Regions from separate parts of the Homo sapiens genome. Here all the other regions are linked to region 4. The links are chromatin contacts, found by Hi-C or POLR2A ChIA-PET in ENCODE. All regions are on one chromosome and are shown on one strand. The core of a region is the stretch at or near the end of the contact, and the rest is flanking DNA. Distances in the headings are between cores, read along the strand shown. Region 1 holds the start of ZSCAN12 (zinc finger and SCAN domain containing 12). Region 2 holds the start of ZKSCAN3 (zinc finger with KRAB and SCAN domains 3). Region 3 holds the start of ZSCAN26 (zinc finger and SCAN domain containing 26). Region 4 holds the start of H2BC17 (H2B clustered histone 17). Region 5 holds the start of ZNF391 (zinc finger protein 391). Region 6 has its middle 3.5 kb from the start of TRL-CAA2-1.

Region 1 (3,332 bases), core at 45-2,544, 510 kb before region 4:
TTTTGAGTCATATGGTTAGATAATGTTTCCCTATTCCCACGTGTTAGAATTATTATTCATGTTTTCTTCTAATACATGTATAGGTGGATTTTTTATATTTAGATCTCAGATCCATTTAGAATTTATCTCTATTGTGATGTGTGGTGGGAAATACAAATCCAGTTTTACCTTTGCCAAACGGTTATCATCCCAGCACAACTTCTAAGTTCTTCATTTCCCTGTTGATATGTGGTGTCACCTTCATCATTTACTCAATATCCTTACATACCTGGATCCATTTCTGGTCTATTCTTTCTCTCTGTTAATACACTAAAATTATATGGGTATGTTCCAGTATCTGATAAGGTTGACCCTCACCATTTTTCTTTTTCATGGGTTTCCTGGCTATTCTTATTTCCCCACATGAATTTTATAATCAGTTTATCTAATTCCAGAACAATATTTGTTGATATTTTTGTTGGAATACTACAGTTGCATACGTATTTAGGGAGGACTGACCTCTTTGAGTCTTTCCAAGAACCTCATATCGCTTTCTGTTTGTTTAAATGTATACTTGGCCTTTTAGGAATGTTTTAAAGCTTTCCCCATAGAAGTTTTGTTCATTTCTTGTTAAGTTTATTCCTAGTTTCACTTTTTTGCTGCTCTTGTAAATATGGTCTTCTCTTCCATTATATCTCGTAACTCGTTATCATTGATTATTCACATATATGAAGGTCGTTGATTTTAGTGTGTTAACTTTATATCTTGCTATTTTACTAAATTATCCTTTTTTTATAGTTTTTCCATTGAACCGGGTTTTCTGACATATAATCATACATCAGCACATAAAAGAGAACATCAAAAGAATCGTGGATGGCGAAAGAGCCGGCAGAAACCAGCCGGCTGGCCCTTGAGAAGTCTGTGTGGAAGAAGTCCCTTCGCCACCGCTAAGCGCGGATTTGGGAAGGTCCCCCGGAGAACATCCCTTTGAGGCATCTCTAACCTCAGAGACACAGAATCCCAAAGTGAATGGAGACGCAAGGGATTTCCCTGTCTTAAGATCAGTTCTACAAGCCTCGACCACCCATCGGGTCGGGGGAAGTGTGGACAATGGCTGGGTAAAGAAGAGGAGAAGATAAACCCGTTCCATTTACCAGCGGGCCTGAAAGCCATCAACCTTCCTCTCACGTAGACGCGCGGAAACACTACCGAGTTGAAAGCCCCTTTCGCTCCCTTCCTAGAGCGGCCGCGGAAGTGCGCCCCGCGCGGGCTGGTTCTTAGACCCCCCGTGGCCGCTTCCGGCCTTTGTGGGTCACTTTTGATGGGTTCCGGGTCCCAAAAGGGTTCGAGGCCTCTTGCCTTCGCTCCGTAGGAGGGAGTTCTCTTCTGGCCCTGGGGGCCGCAGGTGAGCGATGTTGTGCTCTGTACGCTGCGAGCAGGTGGGCGGGAGATTGCTGTATTCCAGCTGCTGGGCCCCTCAGGCCCTGGCCGGTGCAGAGTGGACCCCGGTCCTCCCAAACCCAGGCGGATCCGCGGGAAGCTCTCCCTCCCCAAAGTGCGTTGGGACATTAGGATGAGGGTTTGGCTCCCAGTCTCTGCAGCAATTCCAGGCTGTAAGGCCCATACCTTCCGCGTTTGCTTCGGGCTGTGTATCCTTGGGTTCAGCGCTTACCGACATTTCTGGACAGTGGTGGGTCACAGACGCTCGCCGGCGTCCTAGGGACCCTTTCCTGGGCCTTCCTCACTTCAGATTATAATCACAGACCACGAGGTTAGAGGGAAGCCTTAAAGAGTAACCTCTTCAGCCTTCTCACTTTATAAATGAAGAATGAGGAGCAGAAAGATTAAGTCCCTGAAGAAATAAATTTACATGACTGTAGCTTTTGTGATTTCATGGTTTCCACCAGACATCTGGACATTCAAAAGATAAAAGTAACTAATCAAGGATGTCCTAACCTTTTGTTATTATTATTTACTTGATCTAAATGTTAGTTTTATTCCATTTGTCTTTCATTTAGGACCAAATGAGAATAAGTTTACCAACAAGTCTTACTCTTAAGTCCTGAAACAACTTGGCACCTTTCCTCAGTCTTTCTCTTTAAATTAGTCTAATCTTTTTTTTTTTTTTTGAGACGGAGTCTCGCTCTGTCGCCCAGGCTGGAGTGCAGTGGCGCGATCTCGGCTCACTGCAAGCTCCGCCTCCCGGGTTCACGCCATTCCCCTGCCTCAGCCTCCTGAGTAGCTGGGACTACAGGCGCCCGCCGTCACGCCCGGCTAATTTTTTTTTTTTTTTTTTTTTTGTATTTTTAGTAGAGACGGGGTTTCACCATGTTAGCCAGGATGGTCTCGATCTCCTGACCTCGTGATCCGCCCGACTCGGCCTCCCAAAGTGCTGGGATTACAGGCGTGAGCCACTGTGCCCGGCCTAAATCGGTCTAATCTTAAGTCTTTTCTATCAGAGTATTTTTCTGAGTAAGTATTGTACATTAATCCGGAGGTCAGATTTCAAAGGTCATAGTTAAGTTCTCAGAATTTGCAGTTTTACTTTATGGTGGAGTTTGTATTAATAATGATGGCTTATTCTTCAGGACTGTCCAGGAATACAGTTTCCAGGTGAGATCTTACTTGAAACACCGGTAGTTCTAGCACAGCTAAAATGGCATCTACTTGGGCTATCCAGGCCCACATGGACCAGGATGAACCTTTGGAAGTAAAGATAGAGGAAGAGAAATATACCACCAGACAGGATTGGGACCTGCGTAAAAACAACACCCATAGCAGAGAGGTCTTCCGTCAGTACTTCAGACAGTTCTGCTACCAGGAGACATCTGGTCCCCGTGAGGCTTTGAGCCGACTCCGAGAACTTTGCCATCAGTGGCTGAGGCCAGAGACCCACACCAAAGAACAGATTCTGGAGCTGCTGGTGCTGGAGCAGTTCCTGACCATCCTACCTGAGGAGCTCCAGGCCTGGGTGCAGGAGCAGCATCCAGAGAGTGGGGAGGAGGTGGTGACTGTGCTGGAGGATTTAGAGAGAGAACTGGATGAACCAGGAGAGCAGGTGAGAAAAAAGATGTGACTTCTGCTTGAGAAAACATAAATTGTGGATTTCTAGGCCAGAGTGAAGAACAGCCATTTTTTCACAAAGCATGTTTTTGACAGTTTGGTGCATCAGAAAGGGGCATGAGTTTCACGGAAAGTTGGCTAATGTGGTCCCAACTTATTTATAACTTTTCTGTGGAAGGATTTTATATTTCTCTATTAAGCTACAAAATTCTGTTTGATAAACATGCTGCTCATCTTAGAAAACTTCTAAGACAAGAGAAAGTATCAAAGAGATGACAGTAGCAGGATGG
Region 2 (3,300 bases), core at 582-3,081, 460 kb before region 4:
AGGGACGAAATGAGGAAAAAAAAGAGATAAAGAGGGGGAGAGGGAGGGAAGGAAAGGAAGACAAAGAAAGGAGGGAGAGGGAAAGAAAGGAGAGAGGGAAAGAGGGAGGAAGTAAAAGGGAAGGAGGGAGACAAAAGGGAAGGAGGAGGAGAAGGGAAGGAAAGAGAGTGGAAAGGAGGGAAAAGAAGAATGAAAGAAAATGACCAAAAGATGATGGCTGAAGCTGAGTCATGGTTATATTGGTGTTCATTGTAACATTCTCTCTACAATTAAATGTGTTTAAATTTCTCTCCAAAATTTTAGAAAATTAAACAATGTCCTAACTTCTTTCCTTCCTGAATAATACAGCCAAAAAGCATTAAGGTAGGGTCAAGGAAGGCGAGAGAGAGCCACAGCCCAACCCAGAGTGAATCTGGAGCCCAAGTGGAATGAGGAGGGTGTCCACGGTGGGGAAGGGAGGAAGTCTATGGCAGGAAAACAACACTGATACATTTATATCATTTATTCCACAAACTCCATTTAGGTTTCACTACCTGGCCCCTACTTGGATCTGAGCCAAACTGATCACAGTGGGAAGGCACAAGATTGGGAAATTGGTTGCCAACACAAAGTATTTATCAAATCAGTAAATATACTGAAGATAAGGAAAGGAAAGTTTCTCATTAACAGAAAAGAGTTACAAGTCTATGAAAGAGCTAACCCTGTAAAAGTTGGGTTGAAATGAAGGGTGTTAGTATGAAGCCAGTTTCAGGCTAGGGCGTTCCTGGAAGCTCGAAAACTGGTGGATCTCCAGCACTAAGCAGGACATCAGATTTTTGCAAAAACCAGGGGTCCTAGTCCTTTTTCACTATTAAAAACTTCTATTGTTCCTCCTAATCTCCAGCCAAGGAAAAGGTACCCCCGAGTCTTAAAGCCTTTGAGAGTTTGAGTATCACAACGTCCAACACAAACCAGTTTTGGTCTTTGCTTTGGGATAGGCTCTTTTTCAGAGTATCTTATTTTTCCCTCCTAAAATATAGAAATCATCCATTACAAAGTGAATTGATGAATGACAGTAAAATTGAAAGCAACCGTACAAAAGCCAGTCACTAATGTGTCATCATAGTTATAAATAATAATAGTACCACTAATAAAAGCAAATCTTTAAATCATGCTTACTCTGCACCTTACCCATACGAATGCATTCAATCCTCACAACAACCCAGTGAGTTAGGGAATATTATCCCCATTTTACAAAATAGTAAAATGAGGCAGAGAGAGAGCTTAGGAACTAGTGAAAAGTCACACAGCCAGTAAGTGGCAGAGGCAGGATTTGAACCAGGTAATCTGACTCCAACGTTCTGGCTCTTGGCCAGTACCACAGAATAATTTAAAGACCTTGAAACTGACCTTGTTACCAGGCAGTGCAAAAATGTAACGGCTCCCATTCTCGAGGCTTGTCTATGTGACCCATGCATCCCGTCTCCAAATACCCTCAAGAACCGACCCGGACACTCGGTAACGGCCCTAAACAAGGGACACCCATATTGGGCTCTACGCAGGAACGCCGAGGACCACTTCATTCCGCCGCAGAGCGCCCTTCCCTCCCCCACGGCTTCTCGCAGGGGTCTCCCTCCTTGGGAGCCGAGGCTGCAGGAACTGGGGAGGGAAGGGCCTCTCTCCACAAACACACACACACACACACACACACACATACTCCTGCAAACGCACCTCTACCCGGGGACAAAAGAACTGCAGGACCGACAGGAGGAGAGCCGCGGGATGAGATTTAACCCCACAGTGGAAGGCCGACGCCGATTCACCCCATACTCACAAAGTGCTTGAAACTAGCAAACCACCCGCAGGGCGGGGCACAGAAGCCACTTCCGGGCCTCTCTAGCCACCTCCCTGACAGACTCTGTCGTTTGCTAGCTCGGCACCTTGTGTCCCCTCCCCTTTTGCTATTAAAGAGGCTTTTAAATTTTTATTTTTCCAGCTATAACTAAGGGAGAAAGGCAAGGTGCAGAATTATTTTCATAATTTGCTATATTTGCGAATAGAAGAGAGTAAAAAGAATCTAAATTATGTGTGCGTGTGTGGCACAAAGAAGCCCTGGAAAAATCGGAAAATTAATAATGGTGGTTACCTACGAGAGGTGAACGGTCAGAAACTGAGTGAAAACGGGGACAAGAGTGAGAAGGAAAGTGTTAGGGTGCATGTTTTAAATGTACTTTTAATTTTAGAGTTGATTGCATTGCCTAATTAGAATATGAATTCTAAATACATAAATTTTAAGGAACATGCTGCGTGGTTTACATAAAAAATCCAAGATAATCTAACACTCAAATTATGATGATTAATAAGAGAGTTTAGCAAGTTGGCTGGACTTTTTAAAATTCATGTTCACAATCACATTCTCCATCAAAATTATAAAAATAGAATTTTTAAAAGACATCTATCACAGAAGCAAATACTTACAAAAGATACCTGAATGGAAACATTAGTAACTTTATTCATTAGGGATAAGTAGTTGAAATATATACCTATATATATGAGACATATATATACACCTATATATATGAGACATATATATACACCTATATATATGAGACATATATATACACCTATATATATGAGACATATATATACACCTATATATGAGACATATATATACACCTATGTATATGAGACATGTATATACACCTATGTATATGAGACATGTATATACACCTATGTATATGAGACATGTATATACACCTATGTATATGAGACATGTATATACACCTATGTATATGAGACATGTATATACACCTATGTATATGAGACATGTATATACACCTATGTATATGAGACATGTATATACACCTATGTATAAGACATGTATATACACCTATGTATATAAGACATGTGTATACACCTGTATATGAGACATGTATATACACCTATATATATGAGAACTCAATATCATAAAGATATCATTCCTTCCTAAATTGATACACAAATCCAGTACAAAGCAAATCAAGATTCCAATTGTGCTCAGTGGAACTTGACTAGTTGATTTTAAATGTATATGGAATAATGAAAGAGTCACGAATCCGAGACATTTTTAAAACAAATGAAGGAGCTGCAGAAACTTGCCCTATATAATTTATTATAAAATTATAGCAGCTAAGACAATATAGTATTGGCACAACTACAGACAAATAGACCAATGAAACAGAACTGAGGACTGAGCAACAAACATGTATGTGTGGATGCTTGATATATGGTGGAAATTGCATTACAAATCAGTGAGGAATAAAGGAGCTACTTGACAAATAG
Region 3 (2,949 bases), core at 8-2,507, 370 kb before region 4:
TTTTTTGATCTAATAAAGTACTTTATTTCATCAAATTTGCAATACTCCTTCTTGCTCCTTGGCCCTTCCACAGCTTATTCCTTCTGCTTGGACCACCCTCCAACCCTCCAATTTTCTTCTTGTTAATGCCCACTCACACTTCATGTCTCAGCATAATAAAACAATGAGCCAGGACAACTATACTACATGTTTCACATATATTAATTATTTAACCCTCACACAACCCTATAAAGAAGACACTATTCCTAATTTCTTCGTGCAGAGAAGGAAATTGAGACGGGGAGAGTTGAAGAACTTACACGAGGTACCAAAGCTAAACCTCAGATCTTTTCTCCAGTATCTCTTGCACCCACAGGCCCAAAACCTTGGATTTATATTTGCCTTCTTACTGTCACACCCTACATCTGACCCAGTAGCAAATATTATTGTCTCTATTTTCAAAGCAGATCATAATCTGATCACTGGCTCAAGATATCCTTATCTCCCACCTGAATTACTTGGAATTTTAAAAAATTACTCTTAACTTTTAAGTTTTCTTGATTCCATTCTTGCCCACTTACAATCTATTATCATCATGAGTCTCCAAGTAAAGAAGCTTTAAAACATAAGTCAGATCATGTTTTCTTCTGCTCAAAATCCTCCAAAAACACACACCAAAAAAAGACAAAATTCCTTACACGATACAGTTCTCATTTCCTCTACACTCTTCCTCTCCATACCCCAATCTCTCTGACATCATTCCCTACAAAGGTCGCCTTTGTTCACTGCTCCAACCGCTCTGGTCTCCCCGTTATTCCTCAAATATGCCAAGCAAGCTCCTGCTTTAAGACCTTTGCACTTGCTATTCCCTCTACCTAGAAAGTTCCTGACCGCAAAAGCCACTTAGGTCTTTCCACCCACCTCCTTCAGATTTCTGCTCAAATATTACCTTCTCGGTGGCGCCTACCTTTAATATCTACTTAAAATTGCGCTGAATGGATGAAAAATATGCAGCAGAAGGTTGTACTCTGTTTACCAGATCCACAGCTTCATCACTCTCATAGGCCCCAGGGCCGACACCTCCGCTACGGACCCCGCCCCCTCGGTCGAGGGAAGATTCTCTGCACCCGCCGGGAAGCAGCTGCTCCCTAGGCCCCTAGGCCGCAGTTCCGCCCCAGCCCGGGGCCCAGCTCCAGGGTCCGCTCACCTGGTCAAGGGGCCTCAGAGGACCCAAACGCTCTGAAACAGCGTCTTAGCTCATCGCCGAGTGTCAGCTCTAGCTCTTCGGAGCGCTTTCTTCTCCGCTCTAGGAACGCTGGAGGACCTTGGCTCGATGGTGCTGCCGCTTAGGCATCGCAGAAGGAGACTAACATGGGTGCTGCCTGCTGAGGACGGCTGGGAGGGTCATTTCGTTGTGAGCTAAGATTGTTGGGGTTTTTTTTTTGTTTCTGTTTTTGTTTTTGTTTTCTCATTTTAAAGTGGATGTTTATTTTATTCATGTAAAAACAGGCCAGCTCCGTTGAGTGTTATCACAAACAGCCAACATTTTCACTTTGCTCACATAAATAAAACACACATACTTCGCCATTTTTCGCAATTTAGAAATTCATCAAACACAATGGCAAAAATAATTGTCAAAGTATTTCGAAAATTAAACTAAACAATGGACATACGTTTGGATTGAAAGGTTTAAGGTAAGAAGAAATTAGGGCTATTACTGTGAGAGAAAATAAATCAACAACACTTTGCAATCAATGTAAGTTTCAGGGGGAATAAAAGCAACAGATATCACTTTATCAAAATAAATTCTACAACAGAGAACAGAAATAGTCTCTCTTGCCCACAGTATCACAAACTGGGTTTTTATAGTTTTTGAATAAGATAAACTCTTTGAATGCTTATACATTGCTAGTGGGAATGTAAATTAGTTCTGCCACTGTGGAAAGCAATTTGGAAATTTCTTAAGGAACTTAAAACAGAGCTCTCATTTGACCCAGCAATTCCATTATTGGGTATATACCCAGAGGAATATACTGTTCTACCATAAAGACCATGCATGTGTATGTTCATCACAGCACTTTTCACAATAGCAGAAACATGGAATCAACCTAGATGCCCATCAGTGGTGGACTGGAAAAAGAAAATGTGGTACATAACACCATGGAATATCATGCAGCTAAAAGAATGAGATCATGTCCTTTGCAGCAACATGGATGCAGCTGGAGGCCATTTATCCTAAGCCAATTAACACAGGAACAGAAAACCAAATACTGCATGTTCTTACTTATAAGTGGGTGCTAAACATTCAGTAAACATGAACACAAATGGGAACAACAGACACAAGGACTTCTTGAGGGTGGAGGGTGAGAGGAAGGTGAAGATTGAAAAGTTACCTATAAGGTACTATGCTACCACTTTGGTGACAAAATCATTTGTACACCAAACCCCAGCAGTATGCACTTTATTCATGTAACATACCTGCACATGTACCCACTGAACCTAAAACAAAAGTTGGAAGAAAGAAAAAAAAACCTTTAAAAAATCTGAACAAACTTTTGTGTTTAACTGATCAGTTGACAGAAGCTTTGAAATATCATTAAATATACAAAACATTGTACTGACGTGTAATTTATTCAGTGTTTCAAGCATTGAAATTATCATAACAGAAAAAAAACAACCAGTTTCATTATCACAAGCAGTTATCTTTTCTTCTTAAGTGTCTGAATGTATCTTTGAAAGCATATTTTTAAAGTAAAAATTAAATATGTTTACTTTAAAACTTTTCATAAGGCCAACAAATCTAGTCAATATGTGTTACTAATTAGAAGTCAATATTCTTTCTTGAGAGGAAAACTCATATATCTTATTTTTTAATATCTAGAAAAGGACCTTTTCAAAAATTATATAAGGGATAAACATAAAGAAAATTTAATTTAAATAGAAAGTAAATACTATATCCTATTTACTCCC
Region 4 (3,058 bases), core at 513-3,012:
CTAAAGATTTACAATAGAAGTAATTTATTGAAGAGGGGATAACGCAGTGGCAGAGGATGCAATGCTATGAGAATTCAGGCACTGTTGAGAAGAGGGGATCATGCCTTGAAAAGTCTCCACTCCCTTGTACTCGCACGCTCTTGGTTTACCTCCTATTTCTGTGATCTCTTCTGGGGTCCGCTTCTCTTTAAACGCGGGGTTCTCCAACTTCTATCTCAGGATTCCTAATCATGGACTTTAAAATCCCAGCCTGAACGCTGCCCCCGCCCCAGCTAATCCTGGCACACCTCCCTCCCCAAGGCCAACTGATTAACATTGCAAAAAAGCGGCTTTCCCAAGTTGCCAGGTTCTTTGTTCAACATTTTATCCTAAAGGAGCTTCCTTAGCCTTTAATGTTTCCCGTCCCGCTTTGACACCAATAATTTCAACCCACCCTAACATATCTGCAGCGATGCCAGACGAGATGCCTATTCTCTAAAGTGTATGGAAAATGGACACCGGTAAGTCAATGTCACCCAGGATCCGTACAACTGCAGTAAGAGGGACGGTTAATTCACAGCTTCCAGCTCTTGGCGCCAGAGTCCGATGCACTCCTGCAGATAACGGTCATTTCCATTCCGGGAGAACCTCTTCGAAAAACAACCCGGATGAGACTATCTGGCAAATTGCAGCCCTTGGCGGGCTTTTCAAATAGAGCGTTGACCAATCAAAGAAGGGGGACGTTACAGGCACTGAAAGAATAACCCGGCCGCGCGCGATGGCTCACGCCTGATATCCCAACATTTTGGGAGGCCGAGATGGGTGGATCACGAAGTCAGGAGTTCGAGACTAGCCTGGTCAAGACGGTAAAACTCCGTCTCTACTAAAAATGCAATAATTAGTCGGGCACGGTGGCGGGCGCCTGTAATCCCAGCTACTTAGGAGGCCGAAGCAGAATTGGTTGAACCCGGGAGACGGAGCTTACAGTGAGCCGAGATCGCGGCACTGCACTCTATCCTGGGCGACAGAGCCAAGACTCCATTTAAAAAAAAAAAAAAAAAACAACACAAAAGGAAAGAGTAACCGAAAACCGAAAGCAAACTTGTAATTATAGCTTAAAGCACAACTGCAAGCCTTTTTCCCCAAGGGTATCTAAGAACCCAAGCTAAATTTGTCTGATGGAGCGTCTATACTCACACGCAAAAAGCCTAGGGAGCTTAGCTTACCTTTTCCCGCCGTCTTCCCTCCTAATGGAGGCCGGCCGGAGTCCACCCAAAAGACTACAAGCAAAATGCACAGGCTCTTTCTCTGGAAGCGTGAGTGGCTCTGAAAAGAGCCTTTGGATTGCTGGCAGCTGCGAGAGCTCACTTGGAGCTGGTGTACTTGGTGACGGCCTTTGTGCCCTCGGACACGGCGTGCTTGGCCAGCTCCCCGGGCAGCAGCAGGCGCACGGCCGTCTGGATCTCCCTGGAGGTGATGGTCGAGCGCTTGTTGTAATGCGCCAGGCGGGAAGCCTCGCCAGCGATGCGCTCAAAGATGTCATTGACGAAGGAGTTCATGATGCCCATGGCCTTCGATGAGATGCCGGTGTCGGGGTGGACTTGCTTCAGCACCTTGTACACGTAGATAGAGTAACTCTCTTTGCGGCTGCGCTTGCGCTTCTTGCCGTCCTTTTTCTGGGCCTTGGTTACGGCTTTCTTGGAGCCCTTTTTGGGGGCAGGAGCAGATTTAGCCGGGTCGGGCATGGCGGAGGAGAGTGAAAGAGCACTCAAATAACAAGAATGAGGACAAGCTGGGTTATGCCCTATTTATTTACAAGTCTATATGCAGATGAGATTGAGAAATTCTTCTGTCTGATTGGAAGTTACTCAGATGACGTTAATATCAATATAGTCCAATCAAAACACGTATATTCAGAAAGCTCATTTGCATTAAGAGGAAGCTGCAAGCTTAGCCAATGGCCCAGCTTCTTTTTCGCGCCCAGCAGCTGCTATAAAATGCGCGTCCCTGTAGGTTCCTTTCACTCACTTTCTGACTTAGGCCACAGGTCGTTTTACCATGTCTGGACGTGGCAAGCAGGGCGGCAAGGCTCGCGCCAAGGCCAAAACCCGCTCCTCTAGAGCTGGGCTCCAATTTCCTGTAGGACGAGTGCACCGCCTGCTCCGCAAGGGCAACTACGCTGAGCGGGTCGGGGCCGGCGCGCCGGTTTACCTGGCGGCGGTGCTGGAGTACCTAACTGCCGAGATCCTGGAGCTGGCGGGCAACGCAGCCCGCGACAACAAAAAGACCCGCATCATCCCGCGCCACTTGCAGCTGGCCATCCGCAACGACGAGGAGCTCAACAAGCTGCTTGGTAAAGTTACCATCGCTCAGGGCGGTGTTCTGCCTAACATCCAGGCCGTACTGCTCCCCAAGAAGACTGAGAGCCACCACAAAGCTAAGGGCAAGTAAGGGCTGAACTTTAAAAATGTAAACTTACAAGACAAAAGGCTCTTTTCAGAGCCACCCACCATTTCTACGGAAGAACTGAGCACTCTGTTCTCCAAACCTATCAGAAATTTGTGGCCGAGTTCAAGCACTGAGGCCATTACTTTCCTATTGGGTAAAATAAAAGTATTGAATCAGGCCTAGTAAATACTATCCAACTGCTACCTTATAACATGAAGGAACCTCCTTAATTGTCCCCTCCCCACAAACTGTCCTGGGTCTTTAAAAAACTTGGGGCCGGGCGCGGTGGTTTATGCGTCCTTAGCATTTTGGGAAACTGAGGCAGGTGGGTGGGGAGGGGAGAAATCTCTAGGGACCTGGAGTTCGAGACCACCCTGATAACGAGACCCCTGCCTCTTAAAAAAAAAATGACTGGGCGCGGTGGCTCACGCCTGTAATCCCAGCACTTTGGGAGGCCGAGGAGGGTGTATCACAAGGTCAAGAGATCGAGACCACCCAGGCAAACATGGTGAAACCCTGTCCCTACTAAAAACACAAAAATTAGCCGGGCGTGGTGGCGAGCGCTACTAAGGAGACAGGCAGGAGAATCGCTTGAACCCAGGAGGCAGAGGTTGCAGTGAGCCGAGATCAC
Region 5 (3,072 bases), core at 313-2,812, 500 kb after region 4:
ATGTGACTCAAACTTTTTAGCACTAACAGCGCTGGCCACCACAGTTACCCTAATTATCTAAAATTCTTTTGACATTGCTTGTCTCTCCTATAATCAATTCCTGATCCAGGGATAATTCTCCTTTATTTTCTACCCCCTTCAGAAGGAAGAAGGTTTTGAAGGGTCAGGAATAGGGCTTCTCTGGGTGCTTTGTTTTGTGGCACTAGGTTGATTGCTTCCTGGAGCCTTTGCCAATCCACAAAGCAATCAGCAGAACTGCCTGGGCAGCCTCAGTTTAATCACAGAATAGAGAAAATCTTGTCCTACCAAAGGTGATCTTCAGGTAACAATGTTCCCAGATATTGGCTCAAAGCACAAACTCACACATAAAGCACAAACTCAATGATCCACAGTAACTGTCAATACACCCACAACAAATAATTAACAACTACTTTATTCAAGTACCAACCTTCATCATCAGAAACATAAACTAAGGACTGGCACTCAAGCAAGTACTTCTCTTTTTTGGGGGGGAGGGGCGCGGAGTTTCACTCTTGTTGCCTACGCTGGAGTGCAGTGGCGTGGTCTCTGCTCGCTCCAACCTCTGCCTCCCGGGTACAAGTGATTCTCCTGCCTCAGCCTCCCGAGTAGCAGGGATTACAGGCGCGCGCCACCACTCCCACCTAATTTTTGTATTTTTAGTAGAGAACGGGTTTCACCGTATTGGCCAGGCTGGTCTCGACCTCAGGTGATCCGCCCGCCTTGGCCTCCCAAAGTGCTGGGATTACAGGCGTGAGCCACTGCGCCCGGCCAAGCAAGTACTTCATCTCTGTGTGCCTCAATTTCCTTATCTGTAACATGGGCATAATAATAGTACATTACTTCATAGGGTTGATGCAAGGATTAAATGAGTTAATGCAGGTAAAAACTCTTGGAGCAGTGCCTGCACTCAGTAAGCACCTGGGAAACACCCCAGTACCGAAGACCTCCCTCGCCCAGCTAGAGGGGAAGCAGGGAGCAACCCTGCTCTTTTTCATCTCCCAGGGATACACCCGGGGAAAACCACTGGCTGTCACTGCCGCAGAGGGACTAGGCTGGCCCGCCAGTGAGACGAGCGCTGGGGGCTTCATGACCCCACGCCACGCGGCGTCCCAACCGTGGAGGTGCCTCCTGACCCGACCTGCAGCCAAACCACACGCGACCCTTTCGCCCGTTTCCTTCGAAGAACCCGTGTTTCCGCTTTCCAGAACCTCTAAGAGCACCCACCTTGGTCCCGGGGCCCTGTAAGCCTCACTCACCGGCCGCCTCCGGCCGAGTACCCCCGACACACCCCGGGCGGGTCCCGCACTTGGAGCGGAACCTGAGTGCGCTGGGCTTGGGGAAGTCGGAAGGATTAAAGAGAAACCCATGCGTCGAACCGCTGCTCCAACGCCCATCAGGTTCCCTAAGATCACAGGCACTCTTCCACTCAGACTGCTGCTGATCATGCTCTGCTCGGTATGCGGGACCAGTCATTGTCTGGGCAGTCGCCTGGACCTAAGTCTCCTGACGCGGACGACCAGTTGCAAAACAGAGACCACACTGAGACTGAGCAACGTATCAGCAGCGGTCGCAGCTCTGCGCTTGCGCCTGAGAGCCAGCTACAGCAGGGCTGTGCTGGGATTCACTTTCGTGGAAGGTTTTGCAAAGCCCCTCCCCTGGTATGCGAGAGGCTGAGAGGTTGGCGCTAGAGGCAAGAGGAAGGGGGTCTGCGAGAGGTGCCGAAGACCACCTTAATACACTGCAAAGTATAGCCTAGACCGGTGGTTCACAGAGTTTTAAATAGCGTACACAAATAAATCACCAAGTGAGCTTGTTAAAATACAGCTTCACAAGATTTACACTCCGAGATTGACTCGTTGGCCCGGAACATTGCATTTTCAAGGGGCACCCCAGATGATTCTGATGCAAGTGGTCTCTCCAGCCTGTCTGGAGAAACTGGCTCCGTTGCACAATCTAGTTGCTTAAATACTGTTAAATGCAAGACATGTCTCAAATTTCACCAAAAGAAAAAAATGAATAAAATCAGGACACTACCCTAATCTAGTAGATTTTTTAAAATTCCAGATAATTTTAATATAAGGTAATGAAGTTGCACAATGTGCCCTGGGAGTTCAGAGCAGGGGAAACTTATGGAACGAGGGACACTGGAGTGGTTTGACTAATGGAAGATTTAATGGAAAACATAAAGGAGGGCAACCTTACAAATAGTTGAGGAACTAGAAGAGTGGAAAGCATGTGCAAAACTGCAGGTCTGATACATGACAGCTGTGCACAAGTACCATAGAAACATCAAGTAAGTATAAAGCATGAGCCATGAAGTACAAAGGAGCAGGATCCAAATTATAAAGCTGGAAAGAATTAGATAAAGTCTAATTTTATCATTTCCTATTTTTAAAAATTAAAAACACTTTCAAACTGTGGTAAACTATGCACAACATTAAAGTTACCATTTTAAAGTCATACAGTAAAGTTTTTAGCGTATTCACAACAGCACCGTCACTATCTAATTCTAGAACATTTTCGTCATCCCTAAAGATGCCCATTGAGCAGTCTCTATTCCCTGCTCCCCACAGTCCCTGGTAACCTTTATTTTACACTATGTTTCTATGAATTTGCCTGTTCTAGATATGCCATATAAGTAAAATAATACAATATTTGTCTATTTATGTCTGGATTATTTTTAATTAGCATAAAGTTTTCAAGGTTCATTCATACTGCAGCATGTATCCTTCATGCCTTTTAATGGCTAAATAATATTCCTTCGTGTATATGTGTGTGTTTATACACAAACAGTGTATAAATATACATACATAATATTTTGTTTATCCATTAATCTCTTGTTGAACACTTGGGTGGTTCCTGCCTTTTGGCCATTGTGAATAATGCTGCTGTGAACATTGGTGTACAAGTATCTGAGTCACTGTTTTCAATTCTTTGGGTATACACCTAGGCATTGAATTGCTATATCATATGGTAACTCTGCAATCAGCTTTCTAGAGGAACCATCAAACTGTTTTCCATAATGGCTGCATCGTTTTACATTCCCATCAG
Region 6 (3,180 bases), core at 186-2,685, 280 kb after region 4:
TTTTGAATATCCAACAAGTCCTAAAGTATTCTTTCTTTAGTTTATCTCCCTGCTCTCTTATTTTACTATAGGCAGCTAGAAAAAGCCAGGTGGCATCTTCAATATATTGCCTGGAAATAACCTTAGCTAAATAAGCAAAATCGTTAGGTATATTTTCTACTTTCCACATTTTCTTTCTTTCTTTCTTTTTTTTTTTTTTTTTTTTTGATATGGAGTCTCACTCTGTCACCTAGGCTGGAGTGCAGTGGCTTGATCTCGGCTCACTGCAAGCTTCACCTCCCGGGTTCATGCCATTCTCCTGCCTCAGCCTCCCAAGTAGCGGGGACTACAGGTGCCCGCCACCATGCCAGGCTAATTTTTTTTTGTATTTTTAGTACAGACGGGGTTTCACCATGTTAGCCAGGATGGTCTCGATCTCCTGACCTCGTGATCTGCCCACTTTGACCTCCCAAAGTGCTGGGACTACAGGCGTGAGCCACAGCTCCCAGCCTCTTTCTTTCTTTTTTCTTTTTCTTTCTTTCTTTCTTTCTTTCTTTCTTTCTTTCTTTCTTTCTTTCTTTCTTTCTTTCTTTCTTTTCTTTTTTCTTTCTTTCTTTCTTTCTTTAATTCATTAGGTATATTTTCTACTTTCCACTCTTTCTTTCTTTCAAATTCATTAGGTATATTTTCTACTTTCCACATTTTCTTTCTTTTCTTTTCTTTTTTTGAGACAGAGTTTCACTCTTGTTGCCCAGGCTGGAGTGCAATGGTGTGATCTTGGCTCACTGCAACCTCGCTCCTCACCCCCATCAGGTTCAAGCGATTCTCCTGCCTCAGCCTCCTGAGTAGCTGGGATTACAGGCATGTGACACCACACCCAGCTAATTTTGTATTTTTAGTAGAGACGGGGTTTCACCATGTTAACCAGGCTGGTCTCAAACTCCTGACCTTAGGTGATCCACCCACCTAGGCCTCCAAAAGTGCTGGGATTACAGGTGTGAGCCACCGCGTCCGGCCTACTTTCCACATTTTCACAACAGTGTTGCTAAACTTTCTGTCTCTAGATAACAAAAGTCCGGTTTCTTCCAGCTTCTAGTAACATTTTCCACACTCTCCATTAAGCATCACTGACTTTGGGACTTAGTGACAGGCAGCAGTTGTCTTCAGGTGTTTTTACTCATATTCTCCTCAAGGTCTTTTCAGTTTCCACTTGCTGTCAAGTCCCAAAGTCACATGGTTCAGAATTTATTAATTATGGCAGTATCCCATTTTTAAGTAAGAAAATCTGCATTTGCTTGTACCCATTCAGGATTTATTGCCTCTCAGCTCCAAATTCACCCTTTTTGCCTGCTTCGTGGAAATGAATCTTGAGTCCTTGGTTTTCTTTTGCCAATTGGCATTGAAGCTTTGTCAGTAGAGGGCAGTGGAGAGACATTGCGGAAGAAAGTGAGTTTTGCTTCTTTCTTCCCATGTATTACTTGGCCTGCTGCTTCCCCAGTGCCTAGCTCCTACATCACGCATGCCTTTCCCCTGCATCAGTCTCCTGCAGCACCCAGCAACAACTAATTTTCCCTGGCATCTTCTTTGAGTGTTTTGTAGTAGAGTGCCCTCAGTGAGAGACCTCTCCACGAAGAGCTTTTCAAGAAACCCTTGAAGATTAATTTCCAAAAAATTCCAGAGGACAGATTTCAAGCAAATTCTGCTGGCATAGCACCATGAGCATTTCTCTGCTATTCCGTGAGTCACAGCCATGCTCTCCCCAACAAGGTCTGGATCTTAGCCAGGGGTGGGGTGAGAGGTAGAGGGCACTTCTTTTAGTGCTTTGTTTCAGCCCCAGGTGAGGTCACTTCTATGTTCAAATAACTGTGTAATTTCTCTCTCCTGATTGCACCAAGACTGATACATACCTAACTATTGTTACATAACAAATCATACTAAAATGCAATGGCTTAACTTAAACAACAATTATCATTTATTCTCTCTCACAGATGTGTTGGTCAGGAATGTGAGCAGAAAACAGTGGGGACAGCTTGTCTCTGCTCCATGATTTCTTAGGACTCAACTGGAAGACTATAAGGCTGGTTGCTGAAGGCTGGGCATGGTGGCTCACACTTGTAATCCCAGCACTTTGGGAGGCCAAGGTGGAAGGATCCTTTAAGCCCAGAATTCAAGACCAGCCTGGCCAACATGGCAAAACCCCATCTCTTCAAAAATTTTTTAAAAATTAGCTGGGCATGGTGGTGCATGCCTGTAGTTCCAGCTACTCAGGAGACTAAGGTGGGAGAACTGCTTGAGCCCAGGAGGGTGAGGCTGCACTGAGCCATGTGCATACCATTGCACTCCAGCCTCGGTGACAGAGCAAGACCCTGTCCCAAAAAATGGAGGGAAGCTGGTGGCTAGAAATAATCTGAAGAATCATTCACTCACATGCCTGGCAGTTGCTGCTGGCTATGGACCGGAGGCCTTAATTTTTCTCCATGTGTTCTGCTCCTATGTCCTAGTTTAGGCCTTCTCAGAGCGCCATGACTGAGTTCTGAGGGCAGATGTCTTGAGAGAAAGCTGGTGGAAGCCTCTACCACGTTTTATGACCTAACATTGGAAGTCTTGGTGTATCACTTCCATCATGGTTACAGGCCTATCCAGATTCAAGGGAAGGGAATGTAGACCCCCACCCCTCAAGGAAATGTGTCAAAATTGTATTAAAATAAGACAACGTGTGATGAGATATGTTGGTGTGGCCATCTTTGGAAAATACCGTCTGTCTCAAGTATTTTTTTATGGCTGAACCCTAACCACTCAGAAGCCCCTATCACTTCAGATTCAATTTCTTCCTAACTTGTAAAGAAAGATTAGAGAAAATAAAATAAATATTAAGGAGGTTTTTAGAAAATATACTGCCCAGAAGTTCATGAAACATTGACTATACTGTGCCTCACAAGAAGCAGTGTATAAAAGACAATTGGATTAAGACATATTTCAGTTGCAATTTCAGATTCACATTACATTTTTATATTATTCACTGTCAGGTATCCCAATTTTTTTTTTTTTTTTTTTGACACGAAGTCTCGCTCTTGCTCCCCAGTCTGGAGTGCAATGGCACGATCTTGGCTCACTGCAACCTCCGCCTCCTGGGTTCAAGCGATTCTCCTGTCTCAGCCTCCCGAGTAGCTGGGATTACAGGTGCGTACCACCATGCCCAGC

Evidence for each region. A loop is a pair of places that touch in the nucleus more often than their neighbours do. ChIA-PET counts read pairs that join two places held with the same protein, here RNA polymerase II (POLR2A). Pooled maps may share reads with other maps.
Region 1: a loop to region 4 is called in a pooled map, with 3 times the contacts of the local background. The contact joins the promoter of ZSCAN12 here to the promoter of H2BC17 in region 4. A Hi-C loop is called at or near these places in 2 of 168 maps with a recorded cell type or tissue (PC-9 and naive thymus-derived CD4-positive, alpha-beta T cell), 2 of 37 single-sample maps with no recorded cell type and 12 of 50 pooled maps. POLR2A ChIA-PET finds 5 or more read pairs at or near these places in 10 of 52 experiments (A673, Caco-2, GM10248 and 7 more).
Region 2: a loop to region 4 is called in a map of psoas muscle, with 3 times the contacts of the local background. The contact joins the promoter of ZKSCAN3 here to the promoter of H2BC17 in region 4. A Hi-C loop is called at or near these places in 32 of 168 maps with a recorded cell type or tissue (B cell, CD4-positive, alpha-beta T cell, CD4-positive, alpha-beta memory T cell and 25 more), 34 of 37 single-sample maps with no recorded cell type and 42 of 50 pooled maps. POLR2A ChIA-PET finds 5 or more read pairs at or near these places in 25 of 52 experiments (A673, AG04450, B cell and 19 more).
Region 3: a loop to region 4 is called in a pooled map, with 2.4 times the contacts of the local background. The contact joins the promoter of ZSCAN26 here to the promoter of H2BC17 in region 4. A Hi-C loop is called at or near these places in 2 of 168 maps with a recorded cell type or tissue (CD8-positive, alpha-beta T cell and naive thymus-derived CD4-positive, alpha-beta T cell), 1 of 37 single-sample maps with no recorded cell type and 12 of 50 pooled maps. POLR2A ChIA-PET finds 5 or more read pairs at or near these places in 15 of 52 experiments (B cell, BJ, CD4-positive, alpha-beta T cell and 11 more).
Region 5: a map of B cell shows a loop between it and region 4 (3-fold over the local background). The contact joins the promoter of ZNF391 here to the promoter of H2BC17 in region 4. A Hi-C loop is called at or near these places in 4 of 168 maps with a recorded cell type or tissue (B cell, CD4-positive, alpha-beta T cell, ascending aorta and 1 more), 1 of 37 single-sample maps with no recorded cell type and 20 of 50 pooled maps. POLR2A ChIA-PET finds 5 or more read pairs at or near these places in 4 of 52 experiments (CD8-positive, alpha-beta memory T cell, H1, PC-3 and 1 more).
Region 6: a map of HCT116 shows a loop between it and region 4 (3-fold over the local background). The contact joins the enhancer-like site here to the promoter of H2BC17 in region 4. A Hi-C loop is called at or near these places in 5 of 168 maps with a recorded cell type or tissue (HCT116, PC-9, chondrocyte and 2 more), 18 of 37 single-sample maps with no recorded cell type and 14 of 50 pooled maps. POLR2A ChIA-PET finds 5 or more read pairs at or near these places in 6 of 52 experiments (B cell, CD4-positive, alpha-beta T cell, HEK293 and 3 more).

The regions. Positions count from the first base shown.
Region 1 is chr6:28,397,709-28,401,040 of GRCh38, reverse strand. It overlaps ZSCAN12 (zinc finger and SCAN domain containing 12), which reads left to right and starts at 1,294. Exons shown (of 4, transcript NM_001163391.2): 1 at 1,294-1,384; 2 at 2,568-3,037. The coding sequence starts at 2,636. It overlaps LOC105374998 (a long non-coding RNA gene), which reads right to left and starts at 1,222. Exons shown (of 2, transcript XR_926659.2): 1 at 1,134-1,222. RefSeq lists an enhancer at 911-1,160 and a silencer at 2,172-2,241.
Region 2 is chr6:28,348,478-28,351,777 of GRCh38, reverse strand. ZKSCAN3 (zinc finger with KRAB and SCAN domains 3) reads right to left here and starts at 1,831. Exons shown (of 6, transcript NM_024493.4): 1 at 1,711-1,831. It also overlaps a transcript of ZSCAN31 not described here. RefSeq lists an enhancer at 1,537-1,896.
Region 3 is chr6:28,265,451-28,268,399 of GRCh38, reverse strand. ZSCAN26 (zinc finger and SCAN domain containing 26) reads right to left here and starts at 1,257. Exons shown (of 4, transcript NM_001023560.4): 1 at 1,187-1,257. RefSeq lists enhancers at 651-1,215, 1,360-1,419.
Region 4 is chr6:27,892,129-27,895,186 of GRCh38, reverse strand. It overlaps H2BC17 (H2B clustered histone 17), which reads right to left and starts at 1,762. Exons shown (of 1, transcript NM_003527.4): 1 at 1,296-1,762. The coding sequence starts at 1,724. The coding sequence ends at 1,344. H2AC17 (H2A clustered histone 17) reads left to right here and starts at 2,002. Exons shown (of 1, transcript NM_003514.2): 1 at 2,002-2,488. The coding sequence starts at 2,038. The coding sequence ends at 2,430. RefSeq lists enhancers at 999-1,138, 1,529-1,768, 1,789-2,332, 2,679-2,728, 2,333-2,876 and 1 more.
Region 5 is chr6:27,387,249-27,390,320 of GRCh38, reverse strand. ZNF391 (zinc finger protein 391) reads right to left here and starts at 1,562. Exons shown (of 3, transcript NM_001076781.3): 1 at 1,246-1,562.
Region 6 is chr6:27,607,691-27,610,870 of GRCh38, reverse strand. No RefSeq gene overlaps it. Among named protein-coding and RNA genes, the nearest start is that of TRL-CAA2-1, 3.5 kb to the right of the region's middle. Within about 2 kb of position 1,435, at least 2 of the 41 ENCODE cell types and tissues checked have a DNase peak (open chromatin) inside an H3K27ac peak, as active enhancers do; they include HCT116, where a contact is called at or near this core.